Linked DNA regions of Homo sapiens: all the other regions are linked to region 3. A link is a loop called in an ENCODE intact Hi-C map of the cell type or tissue named here. Cell type or tissue: endothelial cell of umbilical vein. All regions are shown on one strand. Links, peaks and the distances in the headings refer to the core of each region. The heading gives the core; the rest is flanking DNA.

Region 1 (6,069 bases), core at 397-5,396, 480 kb before region 3:
CGTGATAGATGCAAATTGATACACATTCCAAGTCCTAGAAAATCCAGGTCATGCTAAAAGATTGTGAAACCCTTTCTGCCCATAACTAATTTCAATTTATAAGGGAGTGGAGTTGAAGAGGGGAGGGGGGAAGAATTCCTTTGGAGATATCAGTGTGCTCCGCCTATATCCCCTTTAAGTATCAATCAGGGAGCTTGACTTGTGTCCCCCTAGCTTAGGAGGTGGGACATAAGAATTGTATGAGAAGTTGTGGCTGGATTGGCAAGAGAACACAGCAGGAAGAGAGAAGGCAGCACTTTCATCCTCTCTGTAGGGGGTTGAGGGTGGACAAAGATGCATGCTTCCCATGGACCAGGTCTGCAGATATGACTGGAGTCATATTTGCAGAAGATTCCATTCAAGATGGCAGCCTGGAGAGGTAAAGTGACCCAGAAGAGGGACAGATGAAAGACTTCCAGAAGCTCAGGGTCTGAAATGCTTCTTGGAGGCAGTCTGCTAAAGGAGGCATTGGGCATACTACAGACATTGCAATTGAATTGCCCCAAAAGGGAAAGTTCAGAAAGAGAATATGTTTTCATCACAGCAAGCTGAGAGTCAGCCACGTAGGGTTGGGTTCTCTTCCCTAATCTAGAGTTTCTCAAACTATATACTGTGAGATCAAATTAGTGGATTTTGGTCATCTTTTAAAAAATAATAATAAACTAGAAAGCATTGGAAAATATATTGGTTGGATAAATATTGTTTCCTGAAACTTTTGCTTCAGTTTTATAAATAAGTGTTGGTGTAAATTTTATTTTTTACTGTGAATGTGGTCCAAAAAAGTGAAAAGTTCCTGTTTTAATTTGTTCTCCCTGTGCTTGGTTTTGGAGGGATTAGGCAGCTGCAATACGGGAGATCAAGATCAAGGCCTCTGGAGCCAGGCAAGTTATTTTACCTCTTTGTGGTTTAGTGTCTTATCCATAAAACCCGGATAACAATAGTGCCTACCTCATAGGGTTGTTAGGATGATTAAAAGGATGAAACTATCTGATCCATGCAAAGTGCTTCTAATGGTACCTAAAAAACAGTATGTGCTTCACAAATGCCAATTGTTTTTGTGGTGCTGGAGATTTTTTTTTATCATGGCCAAAGATAACAATGTGATTTTAAAGACACAGTAAATTCTTCCCTAAATTATGTGCACAGTCCAGTTTTGTTCAGGTCAAGACAATGATTTCTGTGAGCAAATACATACTCCTTAAATATTTATGGAGTAGCTATTGTATGCTGGCATTCTGCTATGTGCTAGGGGTACAGAGTGGAATAAAATAATATCCCTGACCTTGAAGAACATACAGTCTCCAAAAGAAATTCCAATTTATTTGACTTTATCTTCATCACCCCCATGTGGTGCCTGGCATATTGTAGGTCCCTAGGGAATAGATGTTTGTTTGTTTGTTTGTTTAAGAGACAAGGTCTTGCTCTGTCACCCAGACTGGAGTGCAGTGGTGGGATTGTAGCTCACTACAGCCTCCAACTCCTGAACTCAAGCGATCCTCCCACCTCAGCCTCCCAAGTAGCTGGGACCACAGGTGTGCACCACCATGCTTAGCTAGTTTTTAATTTTTTTGTAAAGATGGGATCTCCCTATGTTACTCAGCTGGTTTCGAATGCCTGGACTCAAGCAATCCTCCCAGCTCAGTCTCCCAAAGTGCTGGGATTACAGGTGTGAGCCACCACACCTGGCCTCTAGAAAATATATATTGAGTGCATTTTGTTGGAAGGAATCATTAGCTCTCTTTACCTCAGCCAGATGCAGTAAATAAGGGAGCCTCTTATCATGTCATCTTTTCTTTTCTTTTCTTTTTTGAGATGGAGTTTATCTCTTGTTGCCCAAGCTGGAGTGCAATGGTGCGATCTCAGCTCACCACAACCTCCGTCTCCCCGGTTCAAGCAATTCTCCTGCCTCAGCCTCCCGAGTAGCTGGGATTACAGGCACACACCACCACGCCCGCCTAATTTTTTGTATTTTTAGTAGAGACGGGGTTTCTCCACGTTGGTCAGGCTGGTCTCAAACTCCCGACCTCAGGTGATCTGCCCACCTTGGCCTTCCAAAGCATGTCATCTTTTCTAGTACATTTGAGATGTGGAGGAAAGAACAGCAGCATCGGAGACTTTTTCTGTAAATGCCAAAGGTTTCCAAAAGTCTACATTTGAAGAAAGATGAATTTGCTCTTGTAGACATCCTCTGGTGTCTCCTTTATACTGTTTATTGAAAAAAGTTTCTAGGGAAGGAAAAAGAAAGGAAACAGATGGCTCCAAATGACAGAGCAGAATCTTACGATTTCTTCTCTCTTTGCTGCTTGGAGCAGCTGAGAAGCCAGCAGGAAAGAAAAGCAGGGATGTTGTGTGTCCTCCTGAATCATTCATCACCTCCTTCCTCCACTCCAGCATTCCCAGTCCCTCAGCTATGTAAACAGAGCTCTGACGTCACAGCCCAGGGAGGTCAGGCAGGGTGAGTAGGGCCAACACTTCCTCCCACACCCTGCTGTTCAAAGCATTGCAGACTTCCAAGCAGGTTGCATGGGAAATTAACCAATTGACAGGGTGGTTTTGTTTTTGTTTTTGTTTTTGTTTTTTTTAGCACAGAGGGAGTAAGAACCAGAGAAGAAATGGAAAAAAAAAAAGGGTGATTTGTGATTTGGGACAATAAAGCCATCCCTAACCTTGCTTTGGAAAGAGTATAGAGCTGTAGGCTGTAGAGTGACAACACTAGTGCGGCCCAGGGTCAGAATGTGGGCGCGTCTCCTAAAAGGGCCAAGAACTACCATTAGAAAGGGCAACAGTAAAAATTGACACTTAATTGTCATGTGCGTTTACACGTTTATAACGCACAATGCATACCCGTATATATTATGTCAAATGAGTTGGCCAGTGTCACGTGGAGCTGAAATGGGAATGAAGATATCCTGGACTTGAAGACCAGCTTGCTTTTAATTAAGCTTTTCATGTCTGAAATTCTTCCCCTTCCATATCAAGCCATCTTCCTCAGTGCTTACATGATTTGTAGATCTTAAAGAGCTGTTCTCCTCCCCTCAAAGCTACCACAGCCCAGGGAGGTCAGGCAGGGTGAGTTTGGTATCTAAATTCTTTGATCCACTTGTGGGTGGAGGTAGATGCAGTAGCTGATGCATTTTGCAAGCTGATCAGTGCTGTGAGTATATTGAATATCAGGGTCAGCTCTGTGGGTGTGCCCTGTGGCCAATCAACAACACAGGGCCTCATGCTTATTTTTAGTTTTTGAGACAGGGTCTCACTTTGTCACCTAGGCTGGAGTGCAGTGGCACAATCTCGACTCACTGCAGCCTTGACCTCCTGGGCTCAAAGGATCCTCCCACCTCAGCCTCACAAATAGCTGGGGCTACAGGTGCCCACCATCCCATCCAGTTAATTTTTGTAGTTTTTGTAGAGACGGGATTTCACCATGTTGCCCAGGCTGGTCTTGAACTCCTGAGCTCAAGGGATCCGCCCACCTCAGCCTCCCAGAATGTTGGGACTACAGGTGTGCACCACCATGCCTGACCAGGGCCTGGTGCTTATATGGGTCCCATGTGCTGCTGCTGCCATCTTGAAATTTGTAATATTTTTACACTGGACACCACAAATTATGTTGCCACTACCAATTGACTTCATTCGTTTTCTGAGAAGCCAAATCCAGATGGTTGGTCTGAGAATATTGTTTGATTTCTCCCAGTTTCTGCAGTATAAGTGGCGCATGCCTACCTAGGACAGATAACAGGTGAACAAGGAAATAATTACATTGGTGTAGCAACTTATAGTTTATGACAGACTTTCATGTGCATAATCTTTAACCCTCACGAACAAATGTCAGGAGACAAGTCTATTTAAGGTAATCAGAAACCCATCTATAGGAGATTAAATTGATTTGATAGGCAAACATCTCTTTAAAAGTGAAAATCAGCAGAAAAACAGGACAAAAAATTATCCAGATGTTACACAGCTGTGCTGCAAAGGAAGTTACAAAGTCAATAAAGGACTCAGTGTGGAGTTTAGCCAAAGGGATCATGCGGAATAAAAATTCCAATCACAAGCCAAGGAAGAGAGAGACATTGTTCTTGGAGCAACTTAGAGCATCAGTCACAAAGATCCCTCATGGTTGCTCACAGCCCAGGGATATACATCATAGAGTCCAGCTGAGAACTCCTTTGTCAAGGATTCTGCCTTTGACTCATCACTTCTTGATTAGCAGTTTGATTTGGTTTCTGTGTCCCTTTTTGTTTTTTAAAGCAACAGATCAATACTGAAAACAGGGTTTAAGCCACCTTTATAAGCTTGTTGGCCTGAGACCTAGACTCTCAAATCCAGACCAAATACAACCTTTTGACAACCCGGCAACACCCAGTCTGTGGTTTCTGATTTGCTTCCACCTGGTTGTCTGACCTAATCTCTTGACTCTGCCTGCCCCAGTTGCACAACTACGGTTCTGATCTGAAGTCTAAAGTCCAGGCTGCTGCTGCTTTTGGCAAGGCACTGGCTGGCTGAATTTCCCTGCGGGAACACAATCTATTGCAACTTTGTCCCTAACTCACAGCCATTTGAGGACAGAATGAGACAAAGAAGGATGCCTTCATGACTTTTCACCTCTGTGGTGCAGATATGCTCACTTTTCCAACTCTTTTCTCAGGGCACTCTTCAAATCCTGCATCTTAAGGGGTTTTCTCCATGCATTCAAAGTAAAATTGACCTAGAAGAAAGACTGGATCATTGTTCTCCCTCCTTTTCCAATGTCCTCAGCATACTCCTAAGATTACCTGTGGCATTGCAGCCAAACTCGAACATTCAAGTTTTTCACAACTTGGAGAGAAAGGAGAGGTTCATTGTAGAAGCATGCATTCTTTTAGATGATCAAGGTATAAATGGGATTTCTATCAAGAGACTATCCTGCTGGGATGCAGCTATGGTTGCTTTATGGAGAGGGAAAAGCTGTAGGGGAGATAAAAACATTTCACCAGAGGTCAAGTACTTGGCCAGTGTATTTATAGATCTTCTGGCCCTTTAACCAAAACTTGATGACTTGAGTCAAGAATGTATTTTATTTTCTCCTGGTTCAGAAGCAAATCACTTTGGGTTTCTGAAAGAGCAGTCCTTTTGTTTCTCTGTCTGCTGAGAAATCAAGTTAGAAAATCCAGTTAATGATCTAGTTACTTAAAACCACTCATTAGAGTGTAATTGCTTTTTGGAGGAAAAAAGGAAGGTCTTGTTAAAAAGAGCTGAGTGGGTGTGTCTTTGGTTCCAGATTAAGTTTATAGAGAAGTCAAATCTACTTTTCTCTCTCTTATGTAATCTTGCTTCACAAATCCTGTCAAAACAGATTCACAGAAGGAAGATTATTAACAAGCTACACAGCTACTAAAATGATATGGGAGGGGTGAGGGAAAATTAACAATTATTGAACCCCTTCTGCATACCAGGAGTATTGATGGTGGGATCTCATTCCTCACAGCAACCTTGGGAGGTCAGGAATGCAAGTTTTCCACATGTAACAGAGAATCAGAAGTTTAGTAACTTGCCCAAGATTCCACATCAGCAAATGTCAGAACTGAAATTCCATCCTAGGAATCTTTGGCTCCCACCCAAACTCATGATGTTTCTGTTATGCCAAGCCCTCTATATAAACATAAATACTGTATAGGAATGATAAATCTAATCATGGCATCACCTACTGAGGTTTATCTCTTTTTGTTTTTAAGACAGAGTCTCACTTCCTTGCCTAGGCTGGAATGCAGCAGTATGATCTCAGCTCACTGCAACCTCCGCTTTCCAGGTTCAAGTGATTCTTATGCCTCAGCCACCCAAGTAGCTGGGATTACAGGCATGCACCACCATGCTCAGCTAAGTTTTGTATTTTTAGTAGACATGGGGTTTGACCATGTTAGCCAGGCTGGTCTTGAACTCCTGACCTCGAGTGATCCACCCACCGCAGCCTCCCAAAGTGCTGGGATTACAGGCGTAAGCCACTGTGCCCAGTCTTTTCTTTTATATATATATATATATATATATATATATATA
Region 2 (6,069 bases), core at 321-5,320, 320 kb before region 3:
CTCTCTCATAGGATGTGGTGGGGATCAAATGAGAAAACAGACCTACAGCACCAGAAGAATGGATGACAGAGGTTAGTTATGATTCTGTTTCTTTAATTGTGTTATCTCATTAAATATTAGATAATAATGTAGGGTAGTTAGGGGTCTCAGCTCCATTTGATCAAGGAATTTAAGCACCAGAATGTTAATCCTGTGTGAACATCATCTAAACCCTGGTCAGACTGGATCCCAAATTGTGCTTTTTCTCCTGCCCCTGAGGAATGTATTGGTTGCATATGTGGGTGGCAATGAGGCAGCTAAAATTAATGACCCTCCAGACCAAGCACAATGACCTTGCAAAGCAATTGGGCTTCAGATGCAACCTACACACGTTCTTTTTTTTATTATTAGCATCGCCTGGAGACAGCCTCCCTATACCAAACAAAGCCAGCTTTTCCTGCACTGTGCTGTGGAAAATTCCAGAGCCATGGCTGTGCCCTTCTTAGGCTGCTGAGGTCAAAGTCGGTCAGAAATAGGTGAATCTCCATCAGATGGGGCTTTTCCCCAGCAGAGTTTCATCAAGTCAGGTTCAGAACTTGGGATCCTTGGTCCCCCTATGGACTGCTCACTGCACTTGGGCTGTACCTGCTTCTTCACTGAGTGGGTGGGGGCTCCCCTACTTGGCAGGTATCAGGACACATTGTACAGTCCTTCCCACCTCATTGAGGTGGAGCACATAAACAGATGAGAATGAAAGTGAGGGCAGCGGCGTTTGTATGGATGGGGGTGGGGAATGTGGTGTGGAGGGGCAGGAGGCTTCCAAATCCAGGTGTCAGAGAGCTCAGGTGTTTCCTTGCCTACTAACGTCCTTCCCCGTGGTTTGCATCCTATCAGAGCTTTAGGCTGTCCAGAGTGTGGAATCCAGGACTAGAACCTCACTGGTTCCACAGTAGAGAGGATGGCTCTTTCTCCTTTTTGAGATTCCTCTCATTCCCACTGTGTGCTCGGATGACGATGAGCTATCTTCTCCCCACTTGGAAGCATGCCTTCCCCCAAGAGGTGGGGAACTGAAGTGCCTATATCTGGAACCAGGTGTCCTAGATGTGAACCTCAGCCCTGTCTTGGCTACATGTGTAACCTTGGGCAAGTTCCATAACCTCTCTGAGCCTCAGTCAGCTCATCTGTAAAATGGTGATAATCACAGCTAAGAAAATGGCCAGATGGATTAAATTAGTTAACACATGAAATGTGCTTTGAAACATACTGGCACACTAGTAAGCACTCAATAATTTTCAGCTGTTGCTACTCCAGTGAGTAAAACTGGGTCCCTCAGATAAGCAACACCAGAGAGCAAACACCAGAGAGACCTTTAGAAACACTCAACGCTCAACTCACTTCTTATTGTCTGGTGGCTTTGAATAATGTACTTAATCTCTCTTCAGCTTTATAAAATGAGTTCAATTGCTCCAAACTTTGCTAGTTCCTGTTTGTCTCCTGCCTAATATCAGGTAATATTATTCCTTCTCATACTGTGGTTGATTTAGAAGTGCATAGTAATGGCTGGGTAATAGTAATGGTGGTGGCTCACGCCTGTAACCCCAGCACTTTGGGAGGCTGAGGCAGGTGGATCTGAGACCAGCCTGGCCAACATGGTGAAACTCCATCTCTACTAAATACAAAAAATTAGCCAGGAGTGGTGGCGCATGCCTGTAGTCCCAGCTACTTGGGAGGCTGAGGCAGTCGAATTGCTTGAACCCGGGAGATGGAGGTTGCAGTGAGCCAAAATTGCACCATTGCACTCCAGCCTGGGTGACAGCGAGACGCCATCTCAAAAACAAACAAAAAAAGAAATGCGTAGTAAGTATACACAAAATATTTCAAAAGGATTTCTTCTCCACAACTCTTCAGGGACCCCTTAAGAAAACAGACTCCAATTGTATTAACCATTGTATTACTTTTAAGAAGTCAACCAGGCATGGTTCTATTTGGCACCAAAGTTCTATTCAGGAAATGGCAGCCCCCTTCCCTTTGACCCCCAATACTAAATCTACAGTTCTAGAACAATTCACTTCCTAAAAAATTGTGGGCATCTTAAACCAATATTGGACAGAAAGGCAGGTCAGCTCTTCCTCTATTGCTTAATATTATCCTTCTTGTTGCCTTATGGAGGAAGCTCTTGAGAGTAATATAATATTGTTTGTGACACTCACTGATCTTCACCCAGCTCTTAGCACAGTGGTCAGGAATTGGTTGTGAGCTAACTTGTGCAACCTCAATATAAACCCAAGGAATTGTTTCTTTGACATTAATAACATCATGAGAGGATGCTTGACTCATCAAAACATTTCAGAGTGGTATGACTCAATGCATTCTTGCTCTTTTTTCCTTTCCTGAATGCCTTGATATCTCCTTTCAAGGCTCTACATGCTTCTCTCTACCCCATCTATGCTGTAGAGCGCCGGGTTCCACCAGTGGCATTGTAGCCTCTGTCTCCCTCCACCATATGGACCTGAGAACTTGCCTTCTCAGCCTAGTCCTACAGAGAAGTCCTGCGGAGTCATGTAGAGGACAGAGGAGGAGCTTGCAAAAAACCTCTGACTTTGCTAGAAACATTGTAGCTCTAGAAAGTCTATGTGGCCTCTAGAACAATTCAGTCCCTCTGGTAGAAGAGCCGATTGCAGTGCCTTCAAACTCTCCCCCTTGGAGTCTGACTCCAGTCCCCATTTTTTTTTGTTTTAATTTTTAATTTTTTTAGACAGAATCATGCTTTGTCACCCAGGCTGGAGTGCAGTGGTGTGATCTTGGCTTACTGCAACCTCTGCTTCCCAGGTTCAAGCAATTCTCCTGCCTCAGCCTCTGAGTAGCTGGGACTACAGGTGTGTGCTACCACACTCAGCTAATTTTTGTATTTTTGGTAGAGACTGGGTTTCACCATGTTAATCAGGTGGTCTTGCACTCCTGACCCCAGGTGATCCTTACAGAGAAGGATCGCCTGCCTGCCTTGGTCTCCCAAAGTGCTGGGATTACAGGCATGAGCCACCACACCTGGCCTCCACTCTCCATTATTATCAAGCCCACCCCAAGCAGGCCCTCAGCGTCTCCCTTGGAGGCCACCACACCTTCCTGAATTAGTTAAGTAACTTTCCCCTTGGTGGCCTCTTTAGCAGCATCTCTAGGGAACAAGCAACCAGTGAAACAAGTCTGGGCCCCATATCGGGGGTCCTGGGCCTTCAAAGCCTAGCCCAGCCCATGGCTTAGGTCTGCAGCTACCAGGCAGGCTTAGCATCCACAGCTCAGGAAGCCTGCCTTTCCCTGGAAACTCGATTCTAGTGATCATCTCAGGCAGAGCTGGTGACTCAGGCCCTCCTCCCCTTCCCAAACTCCCTCTGGCTGCTGTCTGACCTGCTGTGACTTCTTTTTGCTTTCAAGGCTGCTCTTGATATTTATCTTAACCAGATTTTACATGGTATGATGTGCCTGGGGCCCCAAATTTTCCTGGGGAAGGCCAATTCCTCTCTCTGCTGTTCACAGTTTGCCAAAATGGGCAGGGATGGGCTGTGGAAAAGCTGCCTGTGGGCTTGGGGAACTTGAACAGTCTTTGGCTTATGCAATTGTCTAGTGTCATTTAGGTTATAATTTTCTAAAGATGAATTTGTCAGAGGCCAACATTTTCTATGGAATAAAAACAACCAGCTTACAACAGTAGCATGAATGATAGACTTGCAAAATGGCTAAAGAAGTAGGGAGAGGAGAAAGTTGTAGTTGTATTGTTTGGGGAGCGTAAGTCCAGGCATTGGGTCAAAGATAAGGGAAGCTTTTCTAGAAAAGCTTTCTCAATATTTTCACACTTAATTCTCAGAGCCAGTTTATGGAGGTGAGCATTGCTCTCCTCTTACAGATGAGGAAACCAAGGCTCAGGAAATGTAAGCAGTCTGTCCAAGGTCACTGAATTAGTAATAATAAGAACAGCTAACACTTATTTCATGATTACCATATGCTAGGAATTGTTCGGAGTGCTCCACAAATACTAACTTACTTGATCCTTACAATAACTTGACCCTGTTGGGAGAAAGGCATTGTATACTGCTTGTTTTTTAAATCATCCCCAAGGCCTGCTTTTTGTTGTTGTTGTTGAGAAAGTTGAGGCAATGAGACATTAGTGGTCTGTTAAGGTCACCTAGCTGTTGCCAGAGCTGGGACTTAAACCAAGAAGTCAGACTCCAAACTCTCCTCTTTTAACCAGAGTTTTGCTATACATACCCTTTTTCAAGAAAGTAGTAGAGATGAGATTTCATGTTTAAATGGCACCCCCCTTCCAATATCCTAGAAATTCAAATCACTGGTGGGCTGCGTGCACACACACATATGTGTGTGTGTGTGCACGTGTGTGTGTGTGAGTGAATGTGGGGAAAAAGTCAAACATGCAATCCTAGACTCCTCAATCATGTAATCTGGAACTATTTGCTTGCCTACCATTTTCTTGCATGGGGCGTGGAGTGTTGGAAGAAGGCTCACTTTCTACCCTTTGTGGGATAGAATCAGCTCACATCAACTATCAAGAAAACTAGCCAATGTAGAATCAAGTGTTCAAATCTAAGTCTTGTCCAGAGCAGCTGGTTCTGATTATACTCTTCCCCGAGGACAGGGCCATCTCTTGCTTATTCTGGGGTCTCCGTGGCCTCACTGTATGAGTGGAAGATTGTTCCTAAGTGTGAGGAATTCATTCCATTTTTTTGTTTGTTGAACTGCAAATCAGATTGCCTTGGGCATGAAAGAATGGAGGATGTGGTTAAGTGGGCAGGAGGGAAAGTGGAGAATGTTTCAGAGAGAGACAAGGAAAGCAAAGGGTTGAAGGTAGAATAAGTCTGATGTCTCTGGGAGCAGGCAAATGATTGGGTTGACTGAAGTAGAAACTGAGTTCGAGAGAAATGAAAAATGACCTTGGATGGAGGATGTAGACAGATAACGGAACATCAGTTAGAGGGGTATCAAGTGGGTACAGCTGGTCAAAGGGAGTCACTGAAGATTTAGAAAGAGATAAAGTCTATGCTGGGCACAACTTTGGTGAAGATCACCCTGGTCAAGGGAGACTAAATGAATTGAAAGACAGCGTCCAGAAAATCAACCAGGAGATGGCTGCAGTAAGCCAGGGTGAGGGAGTGGAACCACTACAACCAAAATGGTGAGGACAGAGTGGTCCCCAGAAAATTGAGCCATCAGATCTCAGGGACAGATGGCTTTTAGAGCTCATCTACTCTAGCTGCCTTTATTTACCCTGTCCCCAGGGAATGGGTTGAATTCCCTCAATGATTTTCTAGCCCAGCCAGTGACTGCTCAGTGTTTGAATGAATACCGAAAAGGAAGAAGAACTCACTACCTCCTCTTCCATTTTTGGAAAACTTCAACTATCTGAAATATCTTTGTAGTAGGCTAAATCTGGCCTCCCATGAAATTTTATACATGGGTCATTACAGAAGAATCAGCTTCTCTGAACAAAAAGAATGATATTTATGGGAATAATGAAAAGAGAGAAGATCTGAGTCCAAGGCATGGACGCATGGTTTTGAGTAGGTCGGTGAAACCCCGTGGGGCTTAGTCACTTCTGTGGAAATGACAATGATACATGTCCTGCCTAGTTCTCTGCTCCACTTGGAGGATCAAATGATAGCTTTGTGACAATGCTTTGGAAACTTCAAAGTGTCACATATAGGAGGGGCAGATAAGATCCTTAATGCTCTGCAGGAGGGACTATGGTACATAAGTAGCTGGGAAAGCCAGATCCATATTCCAGCTCTGCCACTTTCTAGCTGTGTGGTGTTTTAGGCTTGCTACTTAACTTTTCTAACCCTCGTTTCCATAGGTGCAAAAAAATATAAAAATAACCCTACCTCAGAAAGTTGTTGTAATGACTAAATTTGATAAAGTATTTAAAGGCACTTAGCACAGGGTTTGTCTGGAATATAACAAATGGTGAATAAATGTCATTATGACTGATAAATGATGACAACCTGCATATAGGAAATGAGTGGAGAAAAAGGAGTCGAGTTGATGGACTTAAACTTGAGTGAGTTAAGAAAATGGTGGTAGCAT
Region 3 (6,069 bases), core at 779-5,778:
TCAAGGCACAACCATTCACAAAATATAAACATTTTGTGAAAACATATGCTAGCTCTATGAACAAAGGCAAGAAAACCTTCATTTATGTTCCCTTCTGGAAATCAAGCACGTCCTTTTTGCTTGTTTGTTTGCTTTCTTCTTGTGTTACTCTGCACATCCCATCTTTTTTTTAACAGAAGAGGCACAGCTATTATTTTCCATAGAAATGCCCTGGCCAGAAATCTTACCTCTCGTGACTTTCAAATGCTAAGATGCTACACAAAACATTACATTGATATTCTGAGCAAATGGTCAAAACTATACCTTTACTGTGGTGAAAATTTACTACCTTACTCACCTAGAATATCATACCGAAGATATAAAAAATACTACCAGGATAGTAAATGACTGCAGAAATAATAACAAGTTTCAGTTCCAATTTGCAACACGTAAGATGAGACCCCAAGCCCAAATGGGTAAAAAACAGAACATTCCAGACGCATCTGCAAATTAGTTACTGCCCTCAGCTGATCCACAGCTGGTTTACTGATGGAAAGAATAACAAAAGGATGTCTAAAGTGTTGAAAGGTCAGAGCAGTAAAGGATGAATAAGAAATACATTTGGCCTGTACAGTGCAATGATATTGCACGTGTGAACTCCATTTACCACCCCAAAGACTTAGCATAGGCTTAAGCTCCTTTGATCTACAGAGGAAATGCTCTCCACTGTAGAATAGCTGATCTTTTTACACTGGTTCAAGGGGTCCTCTGTAACCTCTATAAGCACTAAATTTCCTCATTGGCGCTGTAAAACCACAATAAATCATCCTTGGTGTTATTTGTATGTAAACTTTCTTAGCATTATTATTTTTAATGAGAAGCCATGAATCTTCACTATAAGGCCTTTTGTAAATAGTCAAGCAGAGGTTGCAGGACATTGCAATGTTTGCTTGTTCAAAAGTGGATTTGGTGACAATTTCTCCCATCTCGCTATGCCAGATTCTGTCATATACCAGTTCTGCTCAATTAATTCAGAAAGGTAACAGCTGTTTCTGCCCTTGTTAAAGTCAAGAAAGCTAGGTGCGTTTGAACTAAATATCTGTGAACTGAGACCAGATATTTGCTTCCAGCCTACTGAGCCATTAAATCAGAATTCAAGGAAATGGAGATTTTACTTCCTTCCTCCTTCATCATGGCATGGAAGGGTTCCCTAAAAGGCAGGATCCATGGGGGACTGGGCCTGCAACAGTCAGAGTAGCAGGTCTGAATCACTGCTTTGCCACTGTCTAGCTGGTCTCGGTTTCCTCATCTCCTGTGTGTGAGGTAATATTCACCAAACAAGGTTGTTTTGAGATTAAGAAAGAAGGGTATGTTCAAGAATTTATTCCTCCAAAAATGCCTGGTCATGTGTGAGATGTTCAATGTTAGCAGAACCCGAGATGAATCTCTGGAAAGATTAATAGTACTAGCTACTTTCAGTGCTAGCCTCCCCAGTTCCATTCCCAGGGCATAGGCAGTGCCCAACTTTAAGTTCATGTAAAAAGACCTGAACGGACTCAGTGTTTTCTTCCAGAGAAAAAGAAGCCAGTAGAATCCCAACGAGCCTTTAGAATGGAAATCTTCCGCAGATAACAGTCACTCAAGCAACAAAATCTGGCTGGCTTCCCTTACTTCCTTAGTTCCAGGGGCAGGAGGGAATACAAACCGTGCCCCTTGCCCTAGTCTCAGTTCTCCACAGGGCTGGCTTCTCTGGAATATGTCCTCCCTCTGGGCGGGCAAAGAGCAAGATCTTGTGCTCTTGCTCCTCTGAACACTCCCCGCACTCCCCAGCTCCTTCTAAACGCGGCGACAGCAGCTCTGCCTCCTCTCCAGGTGCCGCATCCCCCAGGCGGCGGGGAGGAGGGGCGGGGGGTGTCCCCGGGTTCCTGGGCGTGGAACGCAATGGCCTCAGAAACTGTCCGTACTCTCCCACTCCGCCGGCACCAGCCAGCACCTCCCTCTCCCTTCCCCCTGGCAGAGCACGCAGGGTGCGTGCACCCCGGGCAGTCCCCAAAGCGCGCCTGCTGGAAAGGCGCCATCCATCATCCTCACCTCCCATTCCAGCGGATTCTCGCCTGAGCCCAGCCAGGGCCCGCCCCTCCGGCCAACCCCAAAGATGCTTGCGGTGTGTATGTGGAGGGGGGTACTTTCTGGGACCCACTTTCATAGCCCTCTCTACCCCCATTTCTCGCAGGGGTGTCGGGGGAAGAGAACCAGAAAGCCAAGACCACTGAACCCGGAGTACTTCCAAATCTGTTACGCTTCCAATCATCCTCATAGCATCACCTTAGTTTATGGGCATTTCTCCCTAGCAGGAGAGCTCTGCCAAAAGCCCGAGAGCGGCACCCCACAAAAACCCCGCGCCCCTGCTGCCTGCCCAACTCTCGCCCCACGGCGCAACCTCCCGGCCCGGCACCTTCCGTCCCGGGGTAAGACTCCTCGTTTTCCCGGAGCGGAACCCAGCCAGCCGGTTTCGGAAGTTTCCCACCTCCCCACTACAACTCCCTTCCGGGAGCCCCCACGCGGACCTCGCTTAAGGCGAGAAAGCCTAGAGGTCTCCCCTAAATCTGCACTCACACCGGGGCCGGCCCCCTCTTCCCTCCCCCTCCTTTCTCCTCCCTTCCAGCTCCAGTCCCCGCGCCTCCGGAGTCTCCAGCGCCAGAGGTTCTCTCGCCCAAGAGGAAACTTCTTTCTGGGCTAAATTCAGGTCCGAGCAGGAAAGGCTTTCCCTTCCCCGCAGGCATCAGAGGCGCGCTCACCCCCTATCCCCCAAAAGACCTAATTTCCCCCTCTCCCCACGATCACCCTCTCTGAGACTGCCTCAGATTACTAGTGCTACTCGACTTTTCAGGTCAAAAGGTCCAGCCGTCTCTGAAGCCACCACGGGGGCACTCTGGATTTTTCCCGAGACCCTACCAGTCCCGCGTGGCTTGGAAAAGACAAGTAAACAAAACACGGACCCGGCAACTCTGGGGTGTGTGTGTGTGTGTGTGTGTGTGTGTGTGTGCGTACGCGCGCGCGCGCAGGAGACAGAGCATCGCCCAAGAGTTAGGGCAACAGCTGCTAGAGCACATCTGGAAGAGGGGGAGGGGGTTCCACGCAGAGGGGACAAGAAGCCCCCAGTGGCTTCAGGGCCGAGGGCTGGGCTAGCCTGTAGTTCGTTACCTGTCCTATGTTGATGAATCCGTACTTGCTGGCGATACGGTTGGCCTCCGGGAAGCCCCCGGCGATTTTGACTGCCCAGTGGTTGGTGTAGACGCGCGTCCGACACACGGGGAGCAGGCAGCCCCCGAGCAGCGCCAGCACGCACAGCAGGTCCAAACGTCCCGGGCAGCAGCAGCGGCTCCCCCAGCCCATGGTCCCGGCGCCTCGCTGCTCCCTCGCTCGCTGGCTGGTTCCGCGCACTAAGGGCGCGCACAACTAACTTCTCCGGCCTGCGCCGCCCGGCGAGCAGCCCCGGGCCGCCGCAGCTCGCAGCCCCGGGCGATCGGCAGGAGGCGGCTAGCCCCGGCAGGGAGCAGAGCAGCGAGCCTTACGCCGGCTCCTAGACCATCCCTGGGGCTGCCGGGACCTGTGCTCCCAGCTCTCCGGCCCGTGGGGCGCTCGGCGATGCTCCCCGGCTCGGACGCAGGAGGAGGCTGAGTGGGGCGGGCGTCCTCCGCAGTTGGGTTTCGCCCGGCTTGGCTCCCGGACTCTCCGACTCGGTCTCGCTCCTCCCGGGGCCCCCGAGCGCGGCGGAGATGACCAGCGGGAGCGGTACAGGCAGCGACCGGGCGCCCCCTCTGCTGGCCCGGGCTCCAAACGCTCGCTTGCTCGCTCCCAGCGCTCCCTCCGGCTCCGAGCAGCGCGCGAGGATTCTGAGTGGCAATGGCAGCAGCTCCTGCTCTGCATAAATGACTTCCCCCGCCCCCCTTAACACCCCTCCTTTCCCACATCGCCCTCCTCCTCTCCCTCCTCCGCCCTCTTGAAAGCGGCCGCAGCCAGGCGCTGACGAGGTCCTAGCGCCTCCGGGTTCGCCCAGCTGTAACCTCCAGGGTTCCGGGCAGTAAAGGCAAGTCTTTCCAAAGGACTGAGAAGAGCGCTCCGAGATCGTGGTTTTACTCCCTTCTCTTCCCTCCCTGCTGGATTTGTATGAATTTACCGCCACTTCCCGAAAGACTAAAGAAATTTACACGCCGGTGCGAATTAACCGCCCTGAAGATTCATTCATCCTCGTTCTAAACGTCCTTAAATAACTAGGCATTTAAGGAGGTCACTTACGTGTCAATTGCCGAACAAATAACTCGAGATTTTCACTTCGTTAATTCTTCATGCTTTTCAGCAGCTGTTTATTTTACACTTTCTGCTCCCGGGAGAAGCTACCACACAGGACAGTAAGTCGCATCGACTCCTAGAATTGGCTCGAAAGCCAAGTCTGTTGCCTGCTCACTTTCGAAATCTGCGATACTAGGCAACGCCACGGGAGAGTACAATTCCGGCCTTGGAAGTGAGGAAAGATGTTTCTATGAATATTTGGTGTGCTAGTGGATGGACATGTTGGGCCAAGGAAATAACTCCATTCATTTGTTGGATTGCGTCTGACGAGGGCTTCTTTTTCTCCACCAAGGGAAAAGTTTCCCAACTTTTCCAAGCACAGTCCTGTAACAGTGAAAGACTTTAATATGAAAAAGACCACAGAGGAAGTTCAGATGAGATATGTGGCGGCGTCACCTTCATTACTCTATCATGCACTGTGACTGCAGCAGGCAGGAGGGAGCTCAAATTAACCCTCTTCTCGCTTCTCCTTTACAACCTCCCTGCCTTCCTGGAGCGGGGGTGGGGCACAGGGTGATTTACTGTGACAAGAAAAATTATCCCGTATGAAATAATTCAACTGACTTTAAAAGTATTCACTATATCCCTAACTGTCCTCCTTTCTCTCCTCCTACCATGCCCTATTTCTTTCTTCCTGTTAATTTAAATGTGTTTGAGATTAATTAACTCATCCCACCTATAGCTTTTGGTACTGATTTTTTAAAATCTGAAAGATACCTGCAGACTTAAAATTCCACTAGTACCTTTGAGCATAGCATTTGACATTTTACATATTGTATAAGGTATGCTATATTATTTAATCTTGAAAACAAACCCACAAAATAACATCATCCCCACATTATAGCTGAAGAAATAGAAGATCAGAAGAACTAAAACATGTGCAGAAGTGTATGTATTTTATTCGTTTATTTATTTGACTGATTCAACACATCTGTTTTGAGCACCTAGCATGTGCAATGAATTGTGCTGTACACTGGAGAAAGGGGAAGGGGGAGGCACAAAAAATTAGTGGAATTCAGAATCTCTGAATACTGTAGAGTAAATGTGGTTTATTATTGAAGGTATGTATGTATGTATGTATGTATGTATGTATGTATGTATGTATGTATGTATTTTTGAGACAGAGTCTCGCTCTGTCGCCCAGGCTGGAGTGCAGTGGTGTGATCTTGGCTCACTGCAGCCTTCGCCTCCCGGATTCAAGCGATTCTCCTGCCTCAGCCTCCCCGAGTAGCTGGGATTACAGGCTGGCTAATTTTTGTATTTTTAGTAGAGACAGGGTTGGCTGGTCTCGAACTCCTGATCTCAAATGCTCTGCCTGCCTTGGCCTCGCAAAGTGCTGGGATTACAGGCATGATCCACCATGCCCGTCCTATTATTATTATTATTATTATTATTATTTATTTATTTATTTTTTTGAGACGGAGTGTCGCTCTGTTGCCCAGGCTGGAGTGCAGTGGCGCGATCTCGGCTCACCGCAAGCTCCGCCTCCCGGGTTCACGCCATTCTCCTGCCTCAGCCTCCCGAGCAGCTGGGACTACAGGCGCCCGCCACCAGGCCTGGCTAATTTTTTTGTATTTTCAGTAGAGACGGGGTTTCACTGTGTTAGCCAGGATGGTCTCGATCTCCTGACCTTGTGATCCGCCCGCCTCGGCCTCCCAAAGTTCTAGGATTACAGGCGTGAGCCACCGCTCCCGGCCCTATTATTATTATTTTTAAGAGGAAAACATAAGCACTATG

What was found. Hi-C counts contacts between places; a loop is a spot of excess contacts. Peaks named below come from ENCODE experiments on the same cell type or tissue, not always from the same donor. Only the 100,000 strongest peaks of a DNase experiment are listed, where the experiment ranks them.
Region 1: it touches region 3 in a loop (10-fold over the local background); 3 of 110 quality-filtered maps call a loop at or near these places.
Region 2: a loop joins it to region 3, with 12 times the contacts of the local background. A loop is called at or near these places in 3 of 110 quality-filtered maps.

The regions. Positions count from the first base shown.
Region 1 is chr9:76,371,721-76,377,789 of GRCh38, reverse strand. No RefSeq gene overlaps it. Among named protein-coding and RNA genes, the nearest start is that of RFK, 20 kb to the left of the region's middle. RefSeq lists a silencer at 210-470. In endothelial cell of umbilical vein, for the core only: no CTCF peak of the experiment used is centred there; a DNase peak (open chromatin) is centred at 2,419; H3K27ac peaks cover 1,534 bases.
Region 2 is chr9:76,212,601-76,218,669 of GRCh38, reverse strand. The region is part of intron 20 of PCSK5 (proprotein convertase subtilisin/kexin type 5); the gene reads right to left. Among named protein-coding and RNA genes, the nearest start is that of RFK, 180 kb to the left of the region's middle. In endothelial cell of umbilical vein, for the core only: no CTCF peak of the experiment used is centred there; DNase peaks (open chromatin) are centred at 2,309 and 3,359; H3K27me3 peaks cover 151 bases.
Region 3 is chr9:75,888,488-75,894,556 of GRCh38, reverse strand. PCSK5 (proprotein convertase subtilisin/kexin type 5) reads right to left here and starts at 3,884. Exons shown (of 38, transcript NM_001372043.1): 1 at 3,184-3,884. The coding sequence starts at 3,375. In endothelial cell of umbilical vein, for the core only: a CTCF peak has its summit at 3,805 (motif pointing left); DNase peaks (open chromatin) are centred at 3,186 and 3,956; H3K4me3 peaks cover 3,043 bases; H3K27ac peaks cover 815 bases.